Regions from separate parts of the Homo sapiens genome. Here region 2 is linked to region 1. Evidence: read pairs that join two places in POLR2A ChIA-PET (ENCODE). Cell type or tissue: PC-3. All regions are shown on one strand. Links, peaks and the distances in the headings refer to the core of each region. The heading gives the core; the rest is flanking DNA. Region 1 overlaps TECPR2 (tectonin beta-propeller repeat containing 2). Region 2 overlaps TECPR2 (tectonin beta-propeller repeat containing 2).

The links. ChIA-PET counts read pairs that join two places held together with the same protein. Peaks named below come from ENCODE experiments on the same cell type or tissue, not always from the same donor. Only the 100,000 strongest peaks of a DNase experiment are listed, where the experiment ranks them.
Region 2: POLR2A ChIA-PET joins it to region 1 with 10 read pairs; 10 of 35 experiments call an interaction of 5 or more read pairs at or near these places.

The regions. Positions count from the first base shown.
Region 1 is chr14:102,474,922-102,488,152 of GRCh38, reverse strand. All of the region lies in intron 17 of TECPR2 (tectonin beta-propeller repeat containing 2), which reads right to left. Among named protein-coding and RNA genes, the nearest start is that of ANKRD9, 28 kb to the left of the region's middle. In PC-3, for the core only: no CTCF peak of the experiment used is centred there; DNase peaks (open chromatin) are centred at 5,752 and 6,182; H3K27ac peaks cover 1,511 bases.
Region 2 is chr14:102,431,825-102,441,624 of GRCh38, reverse strand. It overlaps TECPR2 (tectonin beta-propeller repeat containing 2), which reads right to left. Exons shown (of 20, transcript NM_014844.5): 8 at 9,497-9,800; 9 at 6,414-7,390; 10 at 3,420-3,603; 11 at 1,016-1,189. Among named protein-coding and RNA genes, the nearest start is that of ANKRD9, 73 kb to the left of the region's middle. RefSeq lists an enhancer at 1,290-1,797 and a silencer at 3,467-3,516. In PC-3, for the core only: no CTCF peak of the experiment used is centred there; no DNase peak of the experiment used is centred there.

The DNA.
Region 1 (13,231 bases), core at 4,725-7,224:
TGCAAAAGAGGCTGGGCGTGGTGGCTCACGCCTGTAATCCCAGCCCTTTGGGAGGCTGAGGCAGGCGTATCACCTGAGGTCCGGAGTTCAAGACAAGCCTGACCAATATGGAGAAACCCCATCTCTACTAAAAAATATACAAAATTAGCCAGGTGTGGTGGCTCATGCCTGTAATCCCAGCTACTCAGGAGGCTGAGGCAGGAGAATCGCTTGAACCCGGGAGGCAGAGGTTGTGGTGAGCCGAGATCGCGCCATTGCACTCCAGCCTCGGCAACAAGAGTGAAACTCCGTATCAAAAAAAAAAAACAAACAGGCCGGGCGTGGTGGCTCACGCCTGTAATCCCAGCAGTTTGGGAGGCCGAGGTGGGCGGATCACGAGGTCAGGAGATTGAGACCATCCTGGCTAACACAGTGAAACCCCGTCTCTACTAAAAATACAAAAAATTAGCCAGGCGTGGTGGCGGGCGCCTGTAGTCCCAGCTACTCGGGAGTCTGAGGCAGGAGAATGGTGTGAACCTGGGAGGCGGAGCTTGCAGTGAGCCCAGATTGCGCCACTGCACTCCAGCTTGGGGGAGAGAGCGAGACTCCATCTCAAAAAAAAAGAAAAGAAAAGAAAAAGAAAACACAAGTGTCTGGGGCTCAGACCACAGTTCTTCAAACTTCTTGTAGCTGAGCTTTTATCATAGCTTTTATCAACACACGTGTGCGCACGCACACACACACTCACACATGTTCCTCAGTCAGAATGTGGTAAACCCAGGCTGAAAAACAAAAACATGCTGAAGATTTCACAGCCAAAGGAAACATGTATCTAGACAGACCATTTTGGCATGGACTTATCAGAACTTGGAAGAAATTCAGCAGGAATGTTTCAGGAATACCAGGGTGGACCGAGGGTTTTTGAAGCGGCAGCACAAATGCCCCAGGAAAGACGCCTCTGGAAATAATCCTAACCCAAACAAACCACGGTTATCCAGGCGGCCATTTGTGCTTTCCACACTGCCTTTTCTTTTCCCTCCAAGTCTCTCTCCCTCCCTGTTTTAACCTTGAATCCCCGTAAAGACTGACACATGCTGAGCTTTACTTTCCCTCAAGGATTCATGGTGCTGCTGTGTGTCTGTCCGTCTATCCGTGCAGCCTCAGGGGGCGCTGAGGCGTGTGGGTTGGTTGGGCCATTTGTCACATGGCCCCGTGGTAGCTGTACTTTCTGACTTCTGTTTGGTCTTTCTAGTTCTTTTTTCCCTGTAGCAGACCCTCTTCCTGCTTCTGGTCTATTCTTCCCAATTTCAGATGGGCTTAAAAACCCGATACCCATGTTAATAGGTCTAGAATTAAATTAAAGGTAAATTCTCAGAGCCAGGGCTGACACACTAGGAGGACCTCCTCTTCGTGGTCTGTGTCCTTAGCTGGAGGAGCCGGGGACCATGATCTCTGAGGCTCCTCGAGACTCTGACCGTGGTACGAGGTGGGTATGGCTGCCCGGGGCCTGCTGTGCTGAGCTCTCTCTCTGTCCTCACTGGCCCGAAGACCAGCAGTTTTCCAGCAGCGCCTGTGGGGCCCTGGCCTTGCAGAGGTGCCTCAGGGCCCCTGTGGAAGGGGCAGTTTCATGGGACCAGTTTTGCTGTTACTTGTTGAACACATCTGGCTTATGTACAAGATTTTATTTAAGGCTGGACAGCTGGGAGTGTTTTTTGTATTTTGTACACACACCTGTAGTCCCAGGTACTCAGGAGGATGAGGTAAGAGGATCACTTGAGCCCAGGAGGTTGAGGTTACAGTGAACTGAGATTGTGTCACTGCACTCCAGCGTGGGTGACGGAACAAGAGCCTAACTCAAAAAAATTTTTTTTTAATTTGAAGAATGGGTCCCACTGCTAAAAAACATTTGGAAACTTCTGGCCCAGCAGAGCAGGGCTCCAGACAGAAACAGGCTCCACTGCTGCTCTCTTCTGGCCTGTCAGAGGCCTCTCCCTCTCCGTGGTGGGTCCTTCTGCACTGACTCCAGTTACTGCTGGGCCTCTACATCTGGTCTGAGGTGTGACCTCAGAATCCAGCAAGAAGCTGCATCTGCTAATTGTAGGGGGTGCGCTAAAGAAAACGCTCAGAAGCAGGTTTCCTGGGTGCCTGTCACATTCTGTCCTTCCTGAGCAGGGGCTGGTGGAGCCAACTGGCCACTCTTCCTGTCTACCCTCCAGACCTTGTCACTGATACCAGCCCAACGACTGCGCCATGGCTAGCACCAGGACTCAAATATTGCTGTGAGACAAGAAGAGCAGAAGCTGGACCCAGTGGCACACACCCTGGTCTCTGATAGCTCATCGCCCTGCTCTGTGGCTGACTCTACAGACAGGCTCGGGGAAGCACCTTCTGGATGAGTGCAGCCCAGAGGGAGAGGTCCCTAAAGATGATCTCTGGGCTCTGCTCCTCTAGGGTCATGGCAAGCATCGCGAGGGGCTCCCCTTCCTGCCGCTCATGGTTTTACTGGGGGCACACGCAGGGCAGGCTGGGACAAGCTTCCCTAGGTCGTTGTTTAAACTACTGGGTCATAAGTTGTTAAAGCACGATGAGGGGACTGCTGCAGGACCCAGGGCACCCCGTTAGAACCCTGTGGTCTACTTCTAGGTATCATGGCCTTCCAGAATGAGAGAAAAGACTTAGAGTTCAATATGGTGAAGAGGGGTAATAGTTCCTAGAAGCAAGTTTTGAAGAAGAGAGCTCAAAAACAATAGATGTTTAAATGGAGGTATAGGAAAAAAAGGCAACATGGAAAAAATTAAAGGAAGTGGCAAAAAACAATTTAGTTTCTCTCAAAGGGAGCTGGTTCCATCCCACACCATTAGACAGCAGTTTGGGGAGGTTTCATACCTTCATTTGCAGGCAGCATAGTTGTGCTGACGGAACAACTTACAGTGTAACAGGCAGCCCCACCAGCACCTAAATACCACTCAAAGATGTTCAGAGGCTTAGAGGAAAATAGTGGCTATACTCTGAAGACTGTGATACCAGAACCGTGGAGGTGAAGGGGATGAGCTGCACCATGGTGCTCAGCGCTGGGTATGTGCAAGAGTCACCTGCAGGGCGCTGAAGAAGCCAGAAGCTTCTGGGCAGTGATGATAATGAGCACACAATTACTCTTTCACTCCCTTCTCAAGCACCACTACCATGAGAGGGAATGGGTTAAACAAAGAAAAACGGGGCGGGCGCAGTGGCTCGCGCCTGTAATCCCAGCACTTTGGGAAGCCGAGGCAGACCGGATCACCTGAGGCCAGGAGTTCGAGACCAGCCTGACTAACATGGCGAAACCCTGTCTCTACCAAAAATACAAAAATTAGCCAGGCATGGTGGCATGCGCCTGTAATCCCAGCTACTCGGGAGGCTGAGGCAGAGAATTGCTTGAACACAGGAGGGGGAGGCTGCAGTGAGCTGAGATCGGGCCACTGCACTCCAGCCTGGGTGACAAAGCAAGACTCCATCTCAAAGAAAAAAGGTTCAAATCTCCTAAGGACAGAGAGAATGAGGGGAGGAAGCAGCCATACAATTCTGGAAGCTGGAAAGTGGGGGATGCATGGCAAGGACTCAGCGGGCCCTGGAAGGCTAAAAGCAACGACTCCCCACCCAGCAGCCCAGCCAGATTGCTGTCAGAGACCCGCGGGGCCCACAGGCTCCATGCATGTGCTCAGGGCTTCCAGTCAGCCTTGCTGGGCCTCACTCTTCCAACCAGGGGACTGCCAACATCTGAAGAAAGCCTCTGCCATGTAAAAGGCGAACTAGACAGAAAACACACAACTTGGGACATACAAAGACCAGGCAGGGAGAAGAAACTTCCAAAACATCCTTAGGGAGATGAGAGAAGACTGACTCTACAGCCATCAAACAACAACAGGAACTTTCAGAAATTAAACATGTGATCATGGAAATAATCTGACAGAGGGTTGGAGAAATAAGGTTGAGAATGTCTTCTAGAAAGCAGGATAAAAGCATAAAAAGACAGAAACAGGAGAGAAAGGAAAAGTGGAGGCCAGCTTAGAAAGTCCACAATACAAAAGGAAGCCTCCAGGCTGGGCACAGTAGCTAATGCCTGTAATCCCAGCACTTTGGGAGGCCAAGGCAGGTGGATCACCTGAGGTCAGGAGTTCGAAACCAGCCTGGCAAACATGGTGAAACCTTGTCTCTACTGAAAATATAAGAATCAGCCAGGCATGGTGGCAGGTGCCTATAATCCCAGCTACGTGGGAGGCTGAGGCAGGAGAATCGCTTGAACCCGGGGGGCAGAGGCTGTAGTGAGCCCAGATTGCGCCACTGCACTCCAGCCTGGGCAACAAGGGCAAAAACACCAACTCAAAAAAAAAAAAAAAAAAAAAGAAAAGGAAAAGGAGGCCTTCAGCCAGAGCAGACAGAAAACAGGAGGGGTGCCAGGTGCAGTTGCTCATGCCTGGAATCCAGCACTTTGGGAGGCCAAGGTGGCAGGATTGCTGGAGCCCAGGAGTTCAAAAGCAGCCTGGGCAATATAGTGAGACTCCATCTCTACAAAAAATAATAAAAAAATTAGCTGAACATGGTGCATATGCCTGTGGTCCCAGCTACTTGGGAGGCTGTGGTGGGAGGATTGCTTGAGCCCAGAAGTTTAAAGCTACAATGAGCTGTGATTGCGCCATTGTGCTCCAGCCTGGGTGACAGAGTGAGAGACCGTCTCAAAAACAAAACAAAACAAAACAAAACCCCACAACAACAAAAAACCCTACAACAACAACAACAACACACAAAAACATAACAACAAAAAAAGGAAAACAAGAGAGGCGGGGCAGAAGAGGACCCCAGCAGAGGACCCAGACACCCACCAGCACATAGGCTGCAACCACCTGGCTGCAAGGATGAACACAGCCCTCACCAAGGCATACCACTATGTATCTGTTCTTATAACACTAGGAACAAAGAGACCTTACAAACTTTCAGAAAGAAAAACAGGTCAAGTATCAAGGATCAGGTGTTAGAACGGCTTCTGGGCCGGGCGAGGTGGCTCACGCCTGTAATTCCAGCACTTTGAGAGGCCGAGACGGGCAGATCATAAGGTCAGGAGATCGAGACCATCCTGGCTAACACGGTGAAACCCCATCTCTACTAAAAATACAAAAAAAAAAAAAATTAGCCAGGCGTGGTAGCGGGCGCCTGTAGTCCCAGCTACTCGGGAGGCTGAGGCAGGAGAATGGCGTGAACCTGGGAGGCAGAGCTTGCAGTGAGCCGAGATCATGCCACTGCACTCCAGCCTGGGCGACAGAGCGAGACTCCGTCTCAAAAAAAAAAAAAAAAAAAAAAAGAAAGGCTTCTGGCTTCTCAGTAGCAATCCTGGAAGCCGAGAGACAATGGAGAAAGACCCTCAAAATCCTAAAGGAAAATGGTTTCCAACCTAGACTGCTATATCCAGCAAGGTCAAGGGTGAACACAGATGAAAGACTTTTCAGACATGCAATACCTCCAAAAAGTCACCAACCATGAACCCTTCCTTGGGAACCGACTGGAAGATAAACTCCACCCAAACAAACACAGACACAGAGAGAGGAAGACCCGGGATCCGGGAGAAAGGGGCTCTAACATGAGGGGAGGTCAAAGGTGACGCTAGGACAACAGCTGGGTCCCGGGTAGAGAGAGGAACGAGGCCAGACTGGAGCTGGCCAAGAGGGTGCAGGAGAGATCTCTGCAGGGGGAAGAAATGGAGAGGACACATTCCTAATGTGTGAGACAACTGGCAGAGAGTTTGGGATTGAATGTGTGGAACTGCACTTAGAAAACTAGATGAGCAGGCTGGGTGTAGTGGCTCATGCCTGTAATCCCAGCACTTTGGGAGGCCAAGGCAGGTGGCTCACCTGAGGTCAGGAGTTTGAGACCAGGCTGGCCAATGTGGTGAAACCCTGTCTCTATTAAAAATACAAAAAATTAGCTGGGTGTGGTGGCACACGCCTGTTAAGCCCAGCTACTCGGGAGGCTGAGGCAGAAGAATCACTTGGACCCAGGAGTTGGAGGTTGCAGTGAGCAGAGATTGATCGCACCATTGCACGCCAGCCTGGGCAACAGAGCAAGGCTCTGTCTCAAAAAAAAAAAGAAAAAAAACTAGATGAGCAAACAAGATGATTATCAAGTCCAGGGAAAACAAAGAGTCACACAGACAAGGAACTGCAGGTGTGATTCATCCCCTGCCTCCGCTGTGAAGAGCTCCTCTGTCCTCACAGCAAGGCCCGTGCCCAGGAAGCACTGCAGCTCTGGCAGGGTGGAAGTAGGAAGGGAGGTGGGTGGCTGGGGGAATGGGGGACGGGGGATGCAAGAGCTCTGCATGCTTCTCTTCCCGCAGAGAGTCAACCAGAAACACCTGAAGTCAGGGGACCAAACACAGCTCCCGAAGCAGCATTCAGAGACAGGCAGCGAAAAGAACTGAAAGGAACTCTCCAGAGAGGGCAAAATTGGCAGGAGAGACATGTTTCTTATAGCACATCTTATAGAACCCACTGACATGTCAACCTACTGATTTTCACATGTGACTCTGTTTTCTTTCTTTTACAGATGGAGGCTCACTCTGTTGCCCAGGCTGGAGTGCGGTGGATGATCCTGGTCTCCAGTGATCCTCCCACCCAGCCTCCTGAGTAGGTGGGACTAGAGGCACATACCACCACACTTGGCATTTCATGTATGACTTTCATGAAAAATAAAAACCAGGCTCGGTGTGGTGGCTCCTATCTGTAATCCCAACACTTTGGGAGGCCAAGACAGGTGGATCACTTGAGGTCAGGAGTTCCAGACCAGCCTGGCCAACACAGTGAAACCCCATCTCTACTAAAAATACAAAAATTAGCTGGGTGTGGCTGGGCACAGTGGCTCACGCATGCAATCCCAGCACTTTGGGAGGCCGAGGCGGGCAGATCACCTGAGATCAGGAGTTTGAGACCAGCCTGGCCAACATGGAGAAACCCCGTCTCTACTAAAAATACAAATACATAGTGGCACTCACCTGTAGCCCCAGCTACTCAAGAGGCTGAGGTGGGAGGACCACTTGAACCCAGGAGGCAGAGGTTGTAGTGAGCTGAGATTGTGCCACTGCACTACGCGCCTGGGTGACAGAGTGAGACCCTGTCTCAAAAAAAAAAAAAAAAAATTAGCCAGGCGTGGTGGCGGGTGCCTGTACTCCCAGCTACTCAGGAGGCTGAGGCAGGAGAATCACTTGAACCCAAGAGGCGGAGGTTGCAGTGAGCCAAGATCACCCCACTGAACTCCAGTGGGCGACAGAGCAAGACTCCATCTCAAAAAAAAAAAAAAAAAAAAAAACCCAAAACCAAAAAACAAAACTGGCCAGGCACAGTGGCACACGCCCGCAATCCCAGCACTTTGGGAGGCTGAGGGGTGGGAGGATCACTTGAGACCAGTAGTTTGACACCAGCCTGGACAACACAGCAAGACCTCATCTCTACAAAATAAAAATTAAAAAATGAGCCAGGTGTGATGGTGCATACCCCTAGCCATTTTGGAGGCTGAGGCAGGAGTATTGTTTGAGCCCAGGGGTTTGTGGTTATAGTGAGCTATGATCGCACCACTGCACTTCAGCTTGAATGACAGACTGAGACTCTGTCTCAAAAATAAAAAATAGGCCGGGCATGGTGGCTCACGCCTGTAATCCCAGCACTTTGGGAGGCCAAGGCAGGCGGATCACAAGGTCAGGAGATCGAGACCATCCTGGCTAACACAGTGAAAACCCATCTCTACTAAAAACACAAAACATTAGCCAGGTGTGGTGGTGGGCGCCTGTAGTCCCAGCTACTCGGGAGGCTGAGGCAGGAGAATGGCGTGAACCCGGGAGGTGGAGCTTGCAGTGAGCCGAGATCATGCCACTGCACTCCAGCCTGGGCGACAGAGCAAGACTCCGTCTCAAATAAATCAATAAAAAAAAAAAAAAAAAAACCAACCAAGATGCCTGGGCCTCACCCCAGACCTGCTGAATTCATATCTCCAGGGAGGGCCGAGGCCTGGACATTTTTAATAAGCTCCTCTGATGGCTCTAATGTGGATATGACCCTTCACTTTACTGATAGGAAAATGAAAGTGAAAGGCGAGTTTAAGCAACATTCCCAAGGTCAATTGAATCTACAGGCAAAAAACAAGTATTAGTTGAAGTTCTTCTGATTGCAAGTAACAGATTCTGCCCGCAATGGGAACAGTCCCTCCTGGCTGGCAGGGCTCCAGGATGCTGCAGTCTCCCTGAGCACTGCGCCCCACTGCTGGAAATGGCCACATGCCATCTGCCCAATGCCTCTCCAAGGCACCTGCGTGCAGGCCAGCTGGGAAGGAAGTCTTGCAGTATCATGCATACAAGCGACGCTGGCTCAGTGAGGTTGGATCAAGGAGACCAAGAGGCACTTGTACAGGCAACTGGTCCAGTCACCAAAAGGAGATTAATGAGATTACAGACCCAGGCTGGGACGCCAGCATGGATTGGCTTCTTCTGCCCCAAAACAATCCATGTCAGAGTCCCCATGTCCACTCCATCCCAATCTCACATCTCACAGATGTGCACCACAAATCCAGCGAATCAGGCCAAAGAATTTCCACAGCTCACTGCAGACCTTCTCCATTTGGGTCCTGTCCGGCCCTGCTCAAGAGCCTCCAACAGCCCCCACTGCCCATGGAATTAGCCACAAACCCTCCAGCCTCAGAGTCAAGATCCTCCAAAGATGACCCAAAGGACATCTCAGATCTTCTCTTTCCCACAACATCCTTTGTGCATCCTTCACTCCCAGAGGTTCACTGCCAGGAGCCTAGAAGCCCACAGAGCTAATGTCTCACAGTCCTCAGGGTGGTCCAGCAGCAGACAGTCCTCCCAAGGCAGCAGGGAGGAGCACTCTTCCCTACTCAGAAACACTAGGCCAAGCCTCTTTACCTGCTGGTCACTGAAAATGCCCATTGAGTCTCAAGTCCAAGTTCAAACACTACCCATCCTCGGAAACCAGGTTTGGGACCCTGGGGATCTGTATTTTTTTCATGATTGCTTCTATAACCTCCTGCCTCGCTCTTCTTTTAGTCATTTAACTTTTGGTCAGTTAACTCCAAAAACAGCTTCAATCATTTCCTTTTTTTTTTCCTTTTTTTTTTTTTTTTTGAGACAGGGCCTTACTCTTTCGCCCAGGCTGGAGTGCAGTGGCATGATCTCAGCCCACTGCAACCTCCGCCTCCTGGGCTCAAGCAATCCTCCCATCTCAGCCTCCCGAGTAGCTGAAATTACAGGCATGTGCCACCATGCCCAGCTAATTTTTTGTATTTTTGGTAGAGATGGGGTTTTACCATGTTTCTCAGGCTGGTCCTGAACTCCTGAGCTCAGGTGATCCACCTGCCTCGGCCTCCCATAGTGCTGGGATTACAGGTGTGAGCCACCATGCTTAGGCAGCTTCACTCATTTCTGTTCCCTCTGCAAACCAAACACAATGTAGGGTACCCTATAATCTTCATTTAAAACTTTTTTTTTTTTTTGAGACAGGGTCTCATTCTGTCACCCAGGCTGGAGCGCACTGACATGATCACAGCTCACTGCAGCCTCAACCTCCCCAGTAGCTGGAACTACAGGCACATGCCACCACACCTGGCTAACTTTTGTATTTTTCATAGAGATGGGATTTCACAATAATACCCAGGCTGGTCTTGAACTCCTGAGCTCAAGCAATCTACCCGCCTCGACCTCCCAAAGTGCTGGGATTATAGGCATGAGCCACCACACCCGGCCCATTTAAATTTTTTTTTTGTACACTTTAATATTTAAAACAACTCTACAGAGGCCAGACATGGTGGCTCACATCTGTAATCCCAGTACTTTGGGAGGCTAAGGTGGGAGGCTTGCTTGAGGCCAGGAGTCCAAGACCAGCCTGGGCAACATAGCAAGACTATGCCTCTACAAATTTTTTTAAAAATTAGCTAGGTGCGGTGGTGCATGCCTGTAGTGTCCTAGCTAGTTGGGAGGCTGAGGTGGGAGGATGGCTTGACCCAGGAGTTTGAGGTTACAGTGAGCCACAATCACTCCACTGCACTCCAGCATGGGCAATGGAGTGAGACTCTGTCTCTAAAAAACAAAAACAGGCCGGGTGCGGTGGCTCACGCCTGTAATCCCAGCACTTTGGGAGGTGGGCAGATCACGAGGCCAGGAGATCTAGACCGTCCTGGCTAACTCTTTTTTTTTTTTTTTTTTTTTTTGAGACGGAGTCTCGCTCTGTCACCCAGGCTGGAGTGCAGTGGTGCGATCTCGGCTCACTGCAAGTTCCGCCTCCTGGGTTCACACCATTCTCCTGCCTCGGCCTCCTGAGTAGCTGGGACTACAGGCGCCCGCCACCACGCCTGGCTAATTTTTTGTATGTCCTGGCTAACGTGGTAAAACCCTGTATCAACATAAAATACAAAAAAAAAAAAAAAATTTGCCGGGCATGGTGGCGGGCGCCTGTAGTCCCAGCTACTTGGGAGGCTGAGGCAGGAGAATGGTATGAACCCAGGAGGCGGAGCTTGCAGTGAGCCGAGATCGCACCACTGTACCCCAGTCTGGGCTACAGAGCAAGATTCTGTCTCAAAAAAAAAAAAAAAAACCAGCTCTACAGGGGTATGCTGACATACAATGAAATGCACACATTTAAAGTACATAATTGGGTAAGCTTTGACATATGCATACACTCTTGAAGCCACTGCCACACCTCCCCTTTGAAATTTCTGCCAGGCCTTGAGTAAGCACTGATCTGTGTTAGCATTTTCTTTCCTTTTTTTTTTTTTTGAGACGGAGTCTCGCTCTGTTGCCCAGGCTGGAGTGCAATGGCGTCATCACGGTTCACCACAACCTCTGCCTCTCAGGTTCAAGCAATTCTCCTGCTTCAGCTTCCCAAGTAGCTGGGATTACAGGTGTGCACCACCACACTCAGCTGACTTTTGTAGTTTTAATAGAGACGGGGTTTCACCACGTTGGCCAGGCTGGTCTTGAACTACTGACCTCAGGTCATCCACCCGCCCTGGCCTCCCAAAGTGCTGGGATTACAGGCATGAGCCACAGCACCTGGCCTGTGTTAGCATTTTCTAGTATTTTATATAAATAAGTTTGTTTTTGAGACAGGGTCATGCTCTATCACCCAGGCTGGAGTGAGGTGGCAGCCATCATGGCTCACTGCAGCCTCTGCCTCCTGGGCTCAAGGGATCCTCCCACCTCAGCTTCTTGAGCAGCTGGGACTACAGGCACCCAGCTAATTTTTGTATTTTTTGTACAGACGGGGTTTTGCCATGTTGCTTAGGCTGGTCTTGAACTCCTGGGCTCAGGCAATCTGCTCGCCTCAGCCTCCCAAAGTGTTGGGATTACAGGCATGAGCCACTGTACCTGGCCAAATTTTATATAAATGAAATGATAACAGTATGTATTCTTTGGCTTCTTGACTCAGCATAATTATTTCATCAAATTTGGACAACTTTCAGTTGTATTTCTTCTTCACATCTTTTTTTCCTGTCACCCTTCTTCCCTCTTAAGACTTGGATTTCATTTACGTGAGGCCACTTGAAGGGGTCTGTGCTCACTGATTCTCTGAACATTTTCCAGCCTGTTTTCCCTCTGGGCTTCAGTGTGGATGGTTTTTCACTGCTGTGTCTTCAAGCTCACTAGTCTTTTCTTCTGCAATTTCTATGCTGCCATTAATCTCATCCAGTGATATTTTTCAGCTCAGACATTGCAATTTTAATCCCTACAAATTTGATTTGAGTTGTTGTTTTTTGTTTTGTTGTTTTTTTTTTTTTTTAGAGGCAGGGTCTTGCCATCTTGCCCAGGCTCATCTTGAACTCCCGAGCTTAAGCAATTCTCCCAGCTCAGCGTCCCAAAGTTCTGGGATTGCAGGCACGAGCCACCACACCCAGCCTGGAGTTTTTTGATATTGTTTTTTTTTTTTTTTTTTTTTTTTTGAGACAGAGTCTCGCTCTGTTGCCCAGGCTGGAGTGCAGTGGTGCAATCTTTGCTCACTGCAACCTCCACCTCCCAGGTTCAAGTGATTCTCCTGCCTCAGCCTCCTGAGTAGCTACGATTACAGGTGTGTGCCACCACGCTTGGCTAATTTTTGTATTTTTAGTAGAGATGAGGTTTTGCCATGTTGGCCAGGCAACTCCTGACCTCAGGTGGTCTGCCCACCTCAGCCTCCCAATGTGCTGGGATTACAGGTGTGAGCCGTTGCATGCCTGGCCTAGCCTGGAGTTTTTCTATCTCTCATTTTCTACTTAACAGGCTGAATCTCTCTACTAGCTTCTTGAACACATAAAGGTGTAACAACTGTTTTAATGTCCTGTCTATGAATTTTACCATCTGTATCATTTCTGGGTCAGCTCCTATTGACGGATTTCTTCCCCTTTCATTGCAGGTCGTATTTTCCTGCTTCTCTGCTTGTTGGGTAAATGTTAATTGGTTGCCCATGTGAATTTTATCTTGCTGATGTTGGATATTTTTGCAATCTGTAAATATTCTTGAGCTTTGTTCTAAGATGCTGGTAAGTTACTCTGAAACAGTTTGATTCTTCGGAGTCTTGCTTTAAGCTCCAGTAGGTAGGACCAGAGCTGCATTTACTGTCAGGCTAATTTTGCTCCATATCTGAGGCAAAACACTCCTGGGCATCTGACCTACTTATGGGTGCATGTGATCTGTCCAGCAGAAGACCCTCTGACTGGTCACAGGGAATTGTGACACAGGCTCCTTCCTCAAACATGGTCTGACCAGGCCACCTGCCTGGCTTCAAACTCTTCAAGAATGATGCCAATGCCTTAGCCCAGCCCTCCCTGCCCCGGCCTGTGCCAGTCTCCCAATACAGCCCCTTTCTGCACCCTGGGCAAGGGTGCCTTCTGCTCAGTGCCTATACTTCATGTCCCCTCTGCTTAGAACACCCTCTGTCCTGCCTGCCTGCTACACTCCTACTTGCCTTTCTTGTACCAGTGCCACCTCTTGTGAGATCCTCTGACCACTCCAAGGCCCTGACAGCACTTCCCTCTCCAGCTGGCTCCATGGCACTCTGCCCACAGCTCTGGAAGCACAGGCGCCAGTGGTTTGCGTGTGTCTCTACGGTAGCCTGTGAGTGTCCCTGGATGGGACTGTTCTTGCCGCTGCTCTGTTGTGGGCCTTGAGGATGAGGGGCTGAGGAGGCCCGGCACAACCACTGACTACCCTGAGACCAGGAACCTTGCTTTTGCCAGGCCTTGCTTTCCT
Region 2 (9,800 bases), core at 7,114-9,613, 49 kb after region 1:
TCTGCCTCCCAGGTTCAAGTGATTCTTGTGCCTCAGGCTCCCAAGTAGCTGGGATTACAGGCAAGCGCCACCACGCCCAGCTAATTTTTTGTATTTTTTTTTTTTTTTTTAGTAGAGACAGAGTTTCACCATGTTGGCCAGGTTGGTCTTGAACTCCTGACCTCAGGTGATCTGCTCGTCTAGGCCTCCCAAAGTGTTGGGATTACAGGCATGAGCCACCACACCTGGCCTGAACTGCTATTTAGAGCAAATTATGGCCTGGTGTGGTGGCTCACACCTGTAATCCCAGCACTTTGGGAGGCTGAGGCGGGCAGATCACTTGAGGTCAGAAGTTCAAGACCAGCCTGGCCGACATAGTGAAACTCCATCTCTACTAAAAATACAAAAAAATTGGCTGGGCGTGGTGATGGGCACCTGTAATCCCAGCCTGTGATCAGGAAGCTGAGGCAGGAGGATCACTTGAACCCAGGAGGCAGAGGTTGCAGTGAGTCAAGATGGCACCACTGCATGCCAGCCTGGGCAAGAGAGCGAGACTCCGTCTCAAAATAAAAAAGAGCAAATTATTTCTTTTTTTTTCCTGGCCCACGGGTAAGTAAGTATATAGGAGCCGGGCTTTGATATGGCTGAAAAAAAAAATGCAGCCACTTAAACTTTAGCTTAAAGGGGGAAATGAATTTTATGTCCTTCCTCTGTATTCTTACCTCTTAAGATCTAACATTGTAGGATACGTGATATGCGGTGGTTGGCCATAGGAGAATAAGATTCTGTTTCTGTATCTCACCAAATAATCCTATTCATTTTTGCCCTAAATTTGTCCTGGGTTGAGTTTGTGTCAATGCAGGAAACTGCTAATACATGCCAAATGGCAAATACTCTCTTCCCAGAAGTGTCTTAATTCGAATGGATTTAGCCTCTTAATCATAGCGATTGTGGTAAGCATGTTACTAGCAAAGCAGGGTGCAGCAGAGGCAGTGACGGCAGAGCTGGCAGGCCTCTAAGCGTGGCCCGCGGTTACCTGTCTGCAAGTATAGGTCCCCACTGGTCCTGATGATCCAGGCCGTGTCATCGCTCAGGGCCACAAACACTGCCTGGGGCAGGGCTTCGTACCAGTGCCGCTTCCCCTTGATGGTGACTTTCCCACAAGCAAAAGCCCGGTTAGATTTCTGTTCAATCTTCCAGAGAAGGGCTCCTATGGAAATAAAAATTCTATTCACTGTCCAATAAATACTAGAATATATTTCTATACAAAAGTCTTCATGCTGGGCATTGAGGGGAGAAAGATTTCTAAAACACATCCTGTTCTGTCCCCCCAAGTGGGGAAAGAGGCCACCAGACCCAGGTTTGGGCCCTTGGCCACCACCCAGTGGCTATGCAGCTTCAGGCTCCATGTCACCGCCCGTCTCCAAGCTTCACTTTCCTCCTGGGCCGTGGGGATCATCTCCACCTTACAGGGCTGCTCTAAAGACTGCAGACGGAAGCAGATCAACCACATGGCCACAGAGCTGGGCACATGACAGGCGCTCCTCACACGGGAGGAGAAACACTGATGACATTATTAGGTTTGATAAGTCTCCAAATAAACATCCTAAGCACAACTAGTGCCCTAGGAGAGGCTGAAAAAGTCCTTTAGGGATTCAAAGAGAAGGATCAGTTCTGGATGAGCTGAATGGAAAAGGTGCACAGAAGGAACACACTTGCACTGAGTTGGCCTGTTTTCACTGTGAAGAGGACTTTGATGAAGAGATGGAGGAGGAGAGAGGAAAGGGAAGGCAGGATAGCGCTGCAGCTGGAGGCCTGGAGCAGGCCGACGCAGGCAAGGCAAGGGGCCACCAGTGATCACCGAGTGTCAGCTGGGCTGGACTAGAGGGCCTGTCGAGCATCTCTGCCTGTGGTGCCCCCGGCACAAGGGCTCTGCTGCCCACCAAGGACATGGGACTGGGCCCTGAAGGACGCCTCAACTGAGCAGGTGAATCTCATGGAGATACAGAGTTCCCGCTAGCACAGTGAGGGACCAAGGGGCCTGGGAATACAAGTAACTAATATAGTCAGGAATAGAACCAAAGTTCTAAAAGGCTAAGGAGACAAACCTGAAGGTAAATGATACCAACGAGAAATGAATTAAAACACACAACTGTGTAATGACAGCTTGTGGAGTGGGTTGTTAGCCAGTCTCTAAAGAAAAATATTTTTCAAACAAACAGTGAAAGCAAGCAAGAAAAACAACGCTGAACAAACTAATATTTTAAACAGTGACAGAGACCAGGGAGAATTAAGGGAAATTCATCCCGAAACACAGTGAAGTTACAGAGAACAGACAGGTCCCAAGCCACAGACTCAGCTTCGGCTTCGTCTGACTTCTATTCCAATGTCCTGACAGTAAACCAGGCTGCTTCAAGGCAAAAGTGTCCCCACTGGCGTAGGTGCCGACGTGGCCAACACAACCTTAAGAAAAAACAAGCAAAGCCGGGCGTAGTGGCTCTCACCTGTAATCCCAGCATTTTGGGAGGCTGAGGCGGGCGGATCATGAGGTCAGGAGATCAAGACCATCCTGGCTACCACAGTGAAACCCCGTGTCCACTAAAAAAATACAAAAAAATTAGCTGGGCGTGGTGGCGGGTGCCTGTAGTCCCAGCTACTGGGGAGGCTGAGGCAGGAGAATAGTGCGAACCTGGGAGGTGGAGCTCGCAGTGAGCTGAGATTGTACCACTGCACTCCAGCCTGGGCAACACAGCAAGACTCTGTCTCAAAAAAAAAAAAAAAAGAAAGAAAGAAAGAAAAAGCAAGCAAATGATTCCATGCAGATATGGGAGGTCTTCCAGCTCAGGAGAACATCGTTCAGGAAACACCAGCTCCAGTTCACTAACAATGGCCTAACAGCAGCATGAAAGAATGAATGGACTTTCCTTTTAGAGTCAGGGAGTAGACTGTTCACCCACAGCAGAGAGCTCATTAAAACAGAATTCCTAAAGAGGAAGCCAAATAATTGGAATATATCTAACATATCCATAGGCCCGTCTTCGTTAGTTCGGTTGCTTTAAAGCAACAATGAGAAAGAGAAACACGTATTATTTTTATGAAGAGTTAGTATATTAATATCCCTAAAAAAGTCCCTCAATTTTCAAACTTTTTGTCTAGCTTACAAAAATACGATCAGAGCTTACCATTGCAATTAATAAAGAAAACAAAAACTCAAACTGAACACCCATTTACACTACGAATTGACATCCAATGAAGCAATTCACGTTCTTTGGAGACAACCCCTCAAACGTTCCTGAAGAGGCAAACCTGGTGAACGCACGGCAGCGTGAGCCCAGAGCTGCTGCAGGGGAGCCCTGTACTAAGATGTCTGCACCCCGGGGGCGGGGAGCAGGAGCGGCGAGCGGGAGCAGGGAGCGGGAGCAGGGAGCGGGGAGGCGAACCTGAGGGCGAGACTGCCACCTGCTGGACAGCATCTTCAAACTTCTGCCAGCGCAGCCCGGCGCCCGGCAACGCGCTGCAGAACAGGCCGCCTTTGTAGTCCAGGCACCAGATATACTTCTCGGAGACCACCAAGCTGAGGATGCCATAGCCGGGACCCGAGTAGCCCATCCAGCTTTCTGCAAACTAACAAGGGAAGAGCCAGTGAGTTCTGTGGCAGAGGACACAGCCACATTTGGCTTACTGTTCTCAGTAAGAAAGGTGAGAGGATATCATTAACACGAGACGGTAAAACGGGTCAGCAAGACGCCAAGTCAACCCTTCTCCCAACCCCTGCTATCTGTGGACACCCCTCTACTACAAACCTTCTGAGACGCGTGCTGCTGTCTCCCTACAAAGACTCCCTGGAGTCCCTGGATGACATTTTCTCCTGTTCTAACACCTTTGCAAATGTAACGCTTAGAGCATCACATCACGTTACGAAGGAGCTGCTATTATTCTGCAGGCATACCTCACCTTACACAAAGAGCCAGGTTCTTCAACATTTGGATGCAAGTCAATTTTTTGTAGTCTAATCATTACAGAGGCACTGGATATATGGCACTACCACTGTCTTTCTTTTTTCCACCATATTTTCTTTTTTTTTTCCTTTTTGAGACAGAGACTCGCTCTGTCGCCCAGGCTGGAGTACAGGGGCACAATCTCGGCTCACTGCAACCTCCGCCTCCTGGGTTCAAGCAAGTCGCAATTCTCCTGCCTCAGGCTCCTGAGTACTTGGGATTACAGGCATCTGCCACCACACCCGGCTATTTTTTGTATTTTTAGTAGAGACGGGGTTTCGCCATGTTGGCCAGGCTGGTCTCGAACTCCTGACCTCAGGTGATTCGCCCACCTTGGCCTCCCAAAGTGCTGGGATTACAGGCGTGAGCCACTGTGCCCGACCTTGCTAGAATTCTTTTAAAAATCAAAGCTAAATAAAGTCTTTGTACTTTAATACTTTTCAATAAATGCAAAGAAGATAAATGTATTTGTACAGATACCCACATAGAAGTTAACTACTTCAAAGAAAATGGTGCCCAACTCTTCTCAATCCAGCCCTGCTCACCATGGCAAGTCTTACTTCCACACCGAACCTCCAAATAAAAACACACCATAAAATTTCTTGGCTTCCCAGCTACCTGGAGTGGGATGAGGAAGGGAGGAAGTTAGAGAGTCAGGGGCTCAAAGGGCCAGGATCCCTGTCACCTAAGTGAGGGCTTTCCTAAATTTCTGGCCTAGAATTCCAATACCCCACCCCACCGACAGTCTGCCTGGCTAACGCCCAGACATTAGGGGGCCATGCTGCTTGCGCTTCCTGCAGCCCTGTACTTTGCTCAGTACCCTCACCTGAGTCCCACTCAACTGCGAGGATGTGAACATGTACCTGGCTCCCCCTCAAGACTCTGAGGCTCAGGAAGATGGAATCCACAACTAGCTGCCATCTGCACTGTGGTCCCCAGCATAATCACAGAGGCTGACAGTCAAGGCCACTCAAGAACCACTGGGTTGAAAAGATAAATGCCGGATGACTGAATAAAAGGCCACCCTTGGCCAGGCACAGCAGCTCACACCTGTAATCCCAGCACTTTGGGAAGCCGAGGCAGGCAGATTGCTTGAGCTCAGGAGTTCGAGACCAGCTTGGGCAATATGGCAAAACCCCTTCTCTACAAAAAATACAAAAATTAGCTGGGCATGGTGGCACATGCCTGTAGTCCCAGTGACTCAGGAAGCTGAGGCAGGTGGATCACTTGAGCTTGGGGAGGTCGAGGCAGCAATGAGCCATGATTGCGCCACTGCGCTCCATCCTGGGTGACAGAGTGAGACCCTGTCTCAGAAAAAAAAAAAAAAAAGAAAGAAAGAAGAAAAAAAAGCCAGACTTATGGCGTTTTGTCTCAAAACAAGTAAGCAGCATGTTTCACTTCTGAGGCATGACAGCACAGAGGGTGAGTGAGGGGGTCCTGGGGCCCGCCCTTCATTTGCTATGTGACCTTGTGCAAGCTGTCTAGCTGTTCTGTGCTTCCATTTTCTCCTCTGTAAAATGGGGACAAGAAGAGTGCCTATTTTATAGTTCGTGTTTAGAGAAGTAAAAGAGTTAAACCTCTAAAGTGCTTTGTGGGATACCTGCACATGGTGAGCACTGACAAAGCGTCACACTGCTAGCACTGACAGAAGCCAGCGTAGACTGTGGAAAGCACACGTGGCTGTAAGTGCGCAGCCATAATTCATACCTCACATCGACAGTTAGTAGGAGACAGGGCAAGACACAGTTTTGAAACAAATATATCTAGTAATAATTACTTGCTAAGGGAAGTAGGCACTTTTAAAAAAATCACTTTTAATATAAAATGCTCAAGGACAGTTAAAAGTCATCTCCTAGTTACATGTGCTGGGTGGACCTACAAAGACTGGTTACTCCAAACTGGTTCCTGTACAGCTCGCAGGGGAGCCTTGGAGCCACTGTTCGGAGGTTGAGGAGACAGCAGTTCTGGAAATGGCCTCGTGCTCTTGCAGATGGTTCCTTGGAGGGGTGTGAGGAGAAGGACAGGAGACTCCCTGCCTCCAAACTGCTCAGAGCTTTCTCTACTCCACAGGTGGACAGTCCTCTGCCCACTGGTTTTCTGAGATGGCCCCAGGCCAATTCAGCCCTGCCCTACGATGGCTAACAGTAAGTGCCTACACCAGCCTGCACTTGTGGGGTCAGAGGAAACAGCAAGACGCTACCTTGGTTGGGGAGGCAGGTTACTGAGCAGGGTAGAACAGGTCAGAAGTAGTTCAAGCCATTCATAGTCCCTGTGCTGGAAATCCCCTGAAACCCAGACTTGAAAACAGAGTTGGCCTACGGATTTTGCAGTAGGAATAGAATTTCTTTCCATGAGAAGGAAAATAATCAGTCTTGACAATTATTACCCTTAAGAAAGAAGCCTCAGCTACTTTTCCCACCACCCGAACCCACATACCTGATCTGGCTTGAGCAGCCCGGCGTCCTCTGCACCCAGCCGGCTCAGGTCCTGCTGGGAGCAACTAGGTCCGAGCTCTGTCACACTCGTCTCTGAGGATGAAGAAGGAAGCCCGTGGGCATAGATGTCCTCCTCATCGCTGGACGTCAATGTCTGATCCCGTGGAGGCTGCTCAAGCCAGGGCTTGTGAGTGCTGGCTGCCAAGGCAGAGACCGGAGTCAGCTGTCCTCCCACACTCCCCAAGACACGTTCAGAAATGGGTATTTCTTTCTGACCTGTGTCATCATCAGTGACAGCATGCCAGAGATTTGTGCTGAGGTGGCCAGAGGCCTCCATGCTGGTTAGGATGTCCTGCTCTTGGCTGGGCTCCACGGGGCTGCCTTCATCAGCTCTGGTCCCAGGCAGCCACTGTTCAGCACTTGGGGCCCAGCTGAGGCTGGAAGGCACAGTGAGTGAGTTCAGGAGGGGGACTTCACAAAAAGTGCTTTGGGGGCCAATGGGTTGGATGTCTTCCCCATCATGCGCCCCAGGAGAGCTGTCCTGTTCTTGGAAGGGTAACTGTGTGCTATTTGGTCCATCATCTGCAGGACACGGCTCATCTCCGAGTCCCGTGACATCACTGCCTCCCACATCTTCCCTCGCTCCATTGAGCAGCTCCCGCCCATGTGCATGGTGACAGTGTGGCATTTCAGTTCTAATGTCATCTTCCTCAGCCAGAGAATCAGGCATTGATCCTGACACCTCCAGGACATTAAACGTTTCGGGGTCAGTATTTTCCTGTGGGACACCGTTCACTTCACCATTGAAGCTGCTTTCCTGGTCTGGAGACTCTGCACTTAACTGATCCACGCTACTGCCCAGGACACTTGAGGTCATCGACAGCAAGTCTGTGTTCAAGGACTGGGGACTGTCCCCAGGAAATTCGGAGCAGGGTGTCGATTCCAGGGAGCTGTGACAGGTGCTCCTGCTTCCACCTTCTAATTCAGAATAAGAACATTCAAAATAAGGCACGGTTCTATATGATTAGTAAGAGACTAACTTGCACACATATTTTTGGCTCAAGAAAAAAAATTTTAAATAAAGGATATTTGGTGAATGAAGAATAAACCTCTTAAGTACAAATAATCCCAACAAAGAGATGCTTTCTATGCATGCAAGTACTGAACAAATCCATGGGTTTGAGGGCAGCTAAGAAAAACCAGGGGACAAACTGAGATGTTCACCTGGGTCACAAACCAATTCCTTATAATTATTAAAATGCTTAGAAATCTAATAACATTTCCTTCAGTGTTGCAGTCATCTTAGCTAGAGAGGATTAACAGGAACCAAGGAGTAAAAGGTTTGAAAAATTCAGTGTTACACAGCCATAACAAAGAATGAAATCTGGGCTGTGCACGGTGGTTCACGCTCATAAGCCATCCTAGCACTTTGGGAGGCCGAGGCGGGTGGGCCACCTTAGGTCAGGAGTTCAAGACCAGCCTGTCCAACATGGTAAACCCCTGCCTCTACTAAAAATACAAAAACTTAGCTGGGCGTGGTAGTGGGCACCTGTAATCCCAGCTACTCGGGAGGCTGAGGCAGGAGAATTGCTTGAACTTGGGAGGCGGAAGTTGCAGTGAGCCGAGATCGCACCATTGCACTCTAGCCTGGGTGACAACAGTGAAACTCTGTCTCCAATAAATTAAAAAATAAATAAATAAATAAATAAATAAATAAAAATAAAGAATGAAATCTTGTCCTTTACAGCAACATGGATGGAACCGCTGGCCGTAATCCTAAGCAAATTAATGCAACAGGAACAGAAAACCAACAGCATGTTCTGACTTGTAAGTGGGAGCCAAACACTGAGCACGCATGGACATAAACATGGGAAGGACAGACACTGTGGACCTCCAGAGCGGGAGAGGAGGCGGCATGGGTCAAAAGCCACCTACTGCATACTGTGCTCACTACCTGGGTGCTGTATACCCATGTAACAAACCTGCGCATGGACCCCCTGTATTTAAAATAAAAGTTGAAAAAAAAAAAGAAAAAAATTCAATGTTAAATCCCATATTTGGTAGCATATTCAACACTAAACATAAAATGTCCCAAGTATTTACCAGCATAGATCTTCTGGTTTCCACAACTTTCCACCCAGGCTCACAGAATCTCTGATTTAATCAATGGTATACATGGATAAACCAACACTTTTTTTTTTTTTTTTTTTGAGACGGAGTCTTGCTCTGTTGCGAGGCTGGAGTGCAGTGGCGTGACCTCGGCTCACTGCATCCTCTGCCTCCCAGGTTCAAGTGATTCTCCTGCCTCAGCCTCCCGAGTGACTGAGATTACAGGCACATGCCACCAAGCCCAGCTAATTTATGTGTTTTTAGTAGAGACGGGGTTTCACCATGTTGGCCAGGATGGTCTCAATCTCTTGACCTCGTGATCCGCCTGCCTCGGCCTCCCAAAGTGTTGGGATTACAGGCATGAGCCACTGCGCCCGGCCCCGACATTTTAATTTAAATACTAAAAACTATGCCAGGCGCGGTGGCTCACGCTGTAATCCCAGCACTTTGGGAGGCCGAGGCGGGCAGATCACCTGAGTTTGGGAGTTCAAGACCAGCCTGACCAACATGGAGAAACCCTGTATCTACTAAAAATACAAAATTCGCTGGGCATGCATACTCGGGAGGCTGAGGCAGGAGAATTGCTTGAACTCAGGAGGTGAGGTTGCAGTGAGCCGAGATCGTGCCATTGCACTCCAGCCTGGGCGACGAGCGAAACTCTGTCGCAAAAAATAAATAAATAATATAAATACATAAATAAATATTGAAAAGTACAAAACTGAGACCCTTTAAGCAGGGTGGTGAGTACACACAGGTGTTCTGTCATCATTTAGACCTTACAGTGTGTGTGTGTGTGTGTGTGTGTATTTTCCGTTAATGTGAAGTATTTTGCAGTAAAACTCCTTTGGGGAAGAAATGTATGTGTTCTCTGCTTTTGGATGTATGGAGCATTGCTCACTCAGTGAGCAGCAGCACTCCCAGAGAATCTGGAAAGACTGTAACCCCAGATGGGTGTGTGCCAGCTACAGAGGGTACCTGTCTTCTTCTTCTTCTTCTTCCTTTTCACTTTGATAGGCTTCACGACAAGCTCCTGGTCAAAGTCCTCTGAGCTGATGGCGTTGAATCTCTGTGACAGGGGCTGGCTGCCCTTGCCCAGCTCAGGGGTGGCCTGGAGCCCAGGGGGCAGGAGCCCGGAGCCGCTGTCGGTGGAGTTGAGCGAGCTGCTCCTGCTCCTTGGCTCGCTGGCCACGGAGCTGGCCATGGAAGAGCCTCTGAGCCTCGTCTCAGAAACTGTGGCCCCTGGCAGCTTCTCCGCTTGCTGCACGTGGACACGCTCTGA